2 separate regions of the Homo sapiens genome follow, and region 2 is linked to region 1. The links are chromatin contacts, found by Hi-C or POLR2A ChIA-PET in ENCODE. All regions are on one chromosome and are shown on one strand. Each heading gives the region's core, a stretch centred on a gene start or an enhancer-like site at or near the end of the contact. The rest is flanking DNA. Distances are from core to core; before and after follow the strand shown. Region 1 overlaps TNS3 (tensin 3). Region 2 has its middle 41 kb from the start of LINC00525.

What was found. A loop is a pair of places that touch in the nucleus more often than their neighbours do. ChIA-PET counts read pairs that join two places held with the same protein, here RNA polymerase II (POLR2A). Pooled maps may share reads with other maps.
Region 2: a loop to region 1 is called in a pooled map, with 3 times the contacts of the local background. The contact joins two enhancer-like sites. A Hi-C loop is called at or near these places in 4 of 37 single-sample maps with no recorded cell type and 4 of 50 pooled maps. POLR2A ChIA-PET finds 5 or more read pairs at or near these places in 3 of 52 experiments (HepG2, OCI-LY7 and WTC11).

The regions. Positions count from the first base shown.
Region 1 is chr7:47,550,180-47,553,236 of GRCh38, forward strand. The region is part of intron 1 of TNS3 (tensin 3); the gene reads right to left. Among named protein-coding and RNA genes, the nearest start is that of TNS3, 30 kb to the right of the region's middle. Within about 2 kb of position 1,737, at least 4 of the 41 ENCODE cell types and tissues checked have a DNase peak (open chromatin) inside an H3K27ac peak, as active enhancers do.
Region 2 is chr7:47,718,690-47,721,877 of GRCh38, forward strand. No RefSeq gene overlaps it. Among named protein-coding and RNA genes, the nearest start is that of LINC00525, 41 kb to the right of the region's middle. Within about 2 kb of position 1,807, at least 3 of the 41 ENCODE cell types and tissues checked have a DNase peak (open chromatin) inside an H3K27ac peak, as active enhancers do.

The DNA.
Region 1 (3,057 bases), core at 487-2,986:
CCCTGCCCTTCACCTATCCAAGGCCCAGACGCGAGAAGGGGTCCATGCCTGTTTGCTGAATTAATGAAGGAAGGAAGAAGGGAAATGGGAATAGAAACACGGCCCCATGGTTCCATGGCCAGCAATGTCCACAGGAAGCCTTGATGTATGGAGAGGGCTTGGTGAACTGCACAGCCCTTTGCAAAAGATAAACGCGTAGAACAAATGGGTGAGCAGCCAGACCACAGGATCCGTCCTGTAAGGCGGTAACCTTGGCTTGCTGTCCCTCTGACCTTCACCTTCCCAACCTCATGTAAGCAAGATGCTGTCCCTAGTTGTCCCACAGCAAGACAGCTAGGACCAGGAGATAGAAGCACAAAGACACATTTGCAGCAGGGTCTCAATGGGCAAGGCACATGAGAACAAAATCTCTATGTTCTCATTTCAAACACATATCACAATGGTCAATTCTCCTTCAAGGAATGTGTTCTAAGGCAATGACCATGCCTGGAAAGATCTACGTGGAAGGGCAGGGTACAGAATTATGCACAACAAAAAAGGCTGGAAGCAGTTTTAATAGCCAGCAACTGGGCTCTGGTCATTTTATGGTACTAACATAGAATGGGATTCGAATACTATGAAGTCACTAAAAATAATAATCACATCCATATTCACTTATATGGAAAACGCCCATGGGATATTAACAAAGTTACAAAACAAAACAGACCTAAGTTTTGGTCATTCCTAAACAGTCTTACCCCACTCCTGAGGAGTCATGCCACCCCAAAGAGACAGAATTTTGCTGTGGAGTGACTGAGCACATCTCCCAAGTCTGCACCCAGCCAAGGAACATGAGCTCACTCAGAAAAAGGGCAAGGAGGGGCTCAGCCTCTTGGGAGCCTGGGTGAATAGCATTCACCAGACCTGTGGGAAGCGCCAGGAAGATCTTCCTAAAACACCCGGTTCCTTCAGGAAGCATCTCCTCGGAGTGCCCCTGCTTCTTTCTCAAATGGGCAAGGTGGGCTCCCTGCTGCACAGAGGGCAGACAAGCTCTAGCACCTGAGCTCCCGGGCAGAAGGCTGGCCTGGTGTCCACTTCCTGCCGCTGGACTCGGGAACTGAGCAAAAGCAGGTGGCTAGACCCTGGGCACGTCCTGAAGGTGGAGGCCCAGTGGGGCACAGCCATGGACTGGATGGTTCTGTCTCACTCCAGGTGTTTCCTTAAGCAAATGGGGAGACCACGGAGGAGGTGGGTGAGGGCACAAAACGTCATGTGGCTGGAGCCCTGGGTGTGGCCACCTCAGGCCAAAGGGAAGGAGCTAGAGTTCCAGCATAGCCACCAGGAGCAGGGGAGCCTTTGGCTGGGTCAGGGTTCAAAACTACAGGCAAGGAGACCCCCAGTGGAATAATTCATGCCTTGGGGAGCACTTTGAAAAGTCATTGGACAGTCTACAATGAGAACTACGAAAACATTCGCACTGCAGACCCTGCTCTTTCCACACCTGTGAATCTCAACTCAGTAAGTGTCCACAGACAGGAGAGAAACAACACCCCACACAGGCAAAGTTAAGTCAGCAGACCAAGGTTCACACTGTGCACATGTGTGTTAGATAAGTAGAGAGTAAGAAGTGTGCAAATTCATGGAATGGAAGTATGGCTGTTATCACCCTAAATTCTTGCACTTGCAGAGACTGAAATAACAGGGAATGACGTCTGCTAAGGCACAGCTGGAGCGGGGCAGGGGTGGGGTGGAGAGGGAGGCTACAAAACCGTGTGTCCACCGGGAGCGATCCTTGGCCTCTCTGCAAATGCACTTCTTGTGTTGGAGTGCTTTTACAAGGAAAATGGAAACATTTAAACAGACATTGAAAAGGGGCGGCATTCTTACCCACCATATTTATCTGCATAAACCTCCCCACGCCCATCACATTCTTCTGGCACACCTAATTCATTTCTTTTTTTTTCATTATTTTTCTCCTGAGGCTATTTTGGCTGCAAGATAGATTCTAACAGAATAACAGGGATTTAACAAATAAAAGGAATGCTTAGGGATGCGTTAACAGTAATCTTGCCAAGCCAGGAAGCCGTCTAGAGCTTGGCACATGAGTGAAGGCGAGAAACAATTTGCCTGGAGAAACAAGAAGAAAAATAACAACAAAAAATCACTCTCTGCCTCCGTTGCAGAAATCAACAAGACACACACAGGCAGACAGACCTCGTTTTATTGTGCTTTGCTTTATTGAACTTTGCAGATACTCAGTTTTTTTTAACAAACTAAAGGTTTGTGGCAACCCCACGTCAGTGCCATTTTCCCAAAAGCATGAGCTCACTTCTGGTCCCTGTGTCACATTTTGGAAGCTCTCACCATATTTCAAACTTTTTCATTATTATTATATCTTTCATGGTTATTTGTGATCTGTGCTCTTTGATGTTACTATTGTAATTGTTTTGGGGTGCCATGAACCAAATCCATATAAGACTGCGAACTCAATGGATAAACGTTCTGTGTGTTCTGATGCTCTGGACTGCTCTTTCCCTCTCCTCGGACCTCCATATTCCCTGAGACACAACAACACTGAAATCAGGCCAATTAATAACCAGTAGTGTTGAAGTGAAAGGAAGAGTCACATCTCTTAAAAGCTAGAAATGAGTCAGCTTAGTGGGGAAGGCATGTGCTCAGACAGGCTAAAAGCCAGGCCTCTCATGCCAAACAGTTAGCCAAGGTGCAAATGCAAATGAAAAGTTCTTGAAGGAAATTAAAAGTGCTGCTCCAGTAAACACACCAATGATAAGAAAGCAAAACAGCCTTTTTGCTGTTACAAAGAAAGTTTGAATGGTCTGGATTAGAAGATCAAACCAGCCACCACATTCCCTTAAGCCAAAGCCTAATCCAGAGCAAGGCCCTAACTCTCTTCAATTCTATGCAGACTCAGCAAGGTGAGGAAGCGGCAGGAGAAAAGTTTGAAGCTAGCAGAGGTTGGCTCAAGAGGTTTAGGTAAACAAGCCGTCTCCATAACATAGCAGAGTAAGGTGAAGCAGCAAGTACTAATGTAGAAGCTGCCGCAAGTTATTCAGAAGA
Region 2 (3,188 bases), core at 557-3,056, 170 kb after region 1:
CAGGGAGCACCTGGTAAGTGACGACTATTGTGACTATTAAATCCTGTCACCAGCCGCAATTTACACATGACGAACCATCTCTGAGGGAAAAGGTGCCTCACCTAGGGGCACAGGGCTGGATTGCACTGCTTCCAAAACCCACCAGTTAACCAAGATACCTTACATCTCTTCAGGATTCGTCTCTTCAAATCCTGCCAGTGACTTCCAACCCAGAGGGAGAAGGAGAAGGTAATATGCTGAGCAAAGAAATGTGTCTGATGAGAGTATGGTTTCTGTTTATTATATAGACAAGTATGACAGCATTTACATTTGCACATCTTCCTCTGTGATTAAGCATTACATGTTGTCTTCATGTAGCATTGTTGACCAACCTCCATTCAGAATGAAGTTTAGAGAACACATGCGGCTTCTTGAATCTGAGAAAGTGTTACTATGATTGTATTCCAAAGCTCCTACGAGCTTAGCATCGCCCTCAACCTTTGGAGTTGGAGAGAATGTGGAAGTTCTGGGTACACTGTTAAGTACTCCATAATGGCGAATTCCAGCAGTCATAGTGATCACCGAAAGGTCCTAATAGTAAGGCGTAGAAGTGGTGAGAGATTGGAGCCCTTGTGTTGGGGGGCAGGGAACATGAAATAGTGTGTCCACTGTGGAAAACAGTATGGAAGCTTCTCAAAATATGAAAACTAGAATTACCATATGATCTTGTGAGTCCATGCTGGATATACATGCAAAAGAATTGAAATCAGGGACTCAAGCAGATACTTGCATACCTGTGTTCATGGCAGCATTATCCACAGTAGCCAAAGGAGAAACAGCCCAAATGTCCTCCAGCAGATGAATAGATAAGCAAAATGTAGTATATGCATACAATGGAGTGTTATTCACCTTTGAAAAGAAAGGGAATTCTGTCACATGCTATGACACGGATGAACTTTGAGGACATTCTGCTACAGGAAATAGGAAATAGCCAGGCACAAAAGGACAGATACTGCATGATATTTAAGGAACCCAGAATAGGGACCTAGAATAGCTAAATTCATGTGACAGATGTAGAGTGGTCAAATTCATAGAGACAGAAAGTAGCGTGGTGGCTGCCAGGGGCTAGAGGGACGCAGAATGGAGAGTTTGTGTCGAATGGGGACAGACTTTCAATTTTGCACAACGAAAACATTCTGGAGATGAAGCGTGGTGATGATTGCACAATAACGTGAATGTGTTTAGATATCACTGAACTGTATTGTACGCTTACAATGGTTAAAATGGTAAATTTTATGTTAAGTGTATTTTACCACATTTTTTTTTTAAGAAAGAGAAGGTGCAGAAGTTGTACCAGCTCACCTTTCTGTCAGTGAGCCTCTTAGATCAGACAGGCCAAAACTTCTGGAGACGTTCAGGCCACTGGGGTCCCCTTTCCCCAGCTGCCAAGCTGTTTTCTGATTTTCATAGCTGCCCTCAAGGCCTCCTGGCCGATCCTTGAACTTGCTGCGAACTTTATGGAGATTGGTGATTGCCCTGCTTCCTGGTGGCTGGGCTGCTATAAATAATAATAATGCTGATAATGAAAAGAATTGCTCAGGGTGCAGCAGGAGGCTCGCCAGGCTCCCAGACTCACGGGGGGAATGGGGAATGTCATGTCCAGGGGCTGCTTTATGTACTTGGTGTTAATAAATCATAATAATTAGATACTGGTCCAAGTCATTTGAAATTCATTTCTTTCATTCATGCAGCATTGCAGGAAGATGAAGATGCTGGCTGATTGACCTCATTCTTCACGTGCACTCAGGGCTCAGGGCCAGCGCAGGGCTGGGGAAGCTGCTTTCTTCCCACGCCTCCAGGGCCCAGCCTGGCCGTCTCACAACCTGGCCTCCTTCTTGTCTGTGAGCTCACACTCTCTTTCTTCCCCCGCATGCAGATGGTGATGATGGCCAGGACACTGGCCACCTGCCTGCAGCATGCCCAGGGCCTGGGCTTTGAGGCTTGTCTTCCCATCCTGAGTGCTCCACATGCTTTATCTCACTGGACCCTCACAACATGCCTTTGGCAGGTGAGGAGGCTGAGGCTGAAGCTTGGCCTTGAATGTTGGCATGAGTCCTCACCAGCGTGTGTATTTGTCAGGTTAGACTGGGCTCTGCCGTGGTAACGAAACATCTACTAAATCTCAGTGGTTTCACATTGTCCTTGTTTATTTCTCACATATGCAAAATCTTCTGTGGGCCCGTGACTTCACAGGGCAGCTGTCCCTTGTACAGAAATCGAGCCCTGCAGGCTGCTCCTGTCTCCAAGCTTGGCCAGCTCCAGAGAAAGCGACCTTCACCTTCATGGTGGGGGAACGTCCATGGAGGTCTGTCACCCGCATGTTTACACTTCTGCCCAGAAGTGACACACGCACTTCCTCTCATGCCTTTTATCCAGAGCAGCCACAAGCCAATCCCCCTGCGAGGGTCTTGGGGTGTGGAGATCCTGGGCCTCCGTGAGCAGAACTGGAGGTGAGTGAGCTCCAGTGAGGTCTGCAGCTGTGTCTCCTCATCTCAGTGCTGTTGACCTTTGGAGCTGGAGAAATCTTTGCTACGGAGCCTGTCCTGGGAATCGTAGGATGTTTAGCAGCATCCTTGGCCTCTACCCACCAGATGCCAGTGGCACCATCCACTTATGACACCAAAAATGTCTTCCACATTGCCAAATGTCCCTTTGTGGGCAAAACGGCCTTTAGTTGAGAACCCTCGGGGCCTGCACCATGCTGTGTCTATGGATAAGGTGCCCAACGCTCTGAATCTCTTTACTAATTTCGAGTTAATGCTGCCCACTCTACAGAGATGATGTGAGGATGAAATGTCTCTGACTCGTGTGAAAGTGTGCAGCACTGAATCCCAACTCAGTAGGGCCAGGGCCCTGTTTTTGCTTCCCACTGTATTCCCAGTGACTGGCATGGAGGAGGCTCTCAGTGTTGATTGAGATGATGAATGAATGAATGCTCAGTCCTGGCATAGGACAGTGCTGAGTAAGTGGCAGTTCCACCCCCACCCCATGACCTATTTACACACAGATATGGGTTTTTGGGCCTTCATGGAGGCAGGAAGCAAGGGGCAGAACAGGATGGCCCTGTTGCGCTTCTCTACCTGGCCGACAGGTGTCCCCCCGAGCCCCTTCTCACGGGGTACTGCTTCCAGAAAGGCTGTGATGGGGCT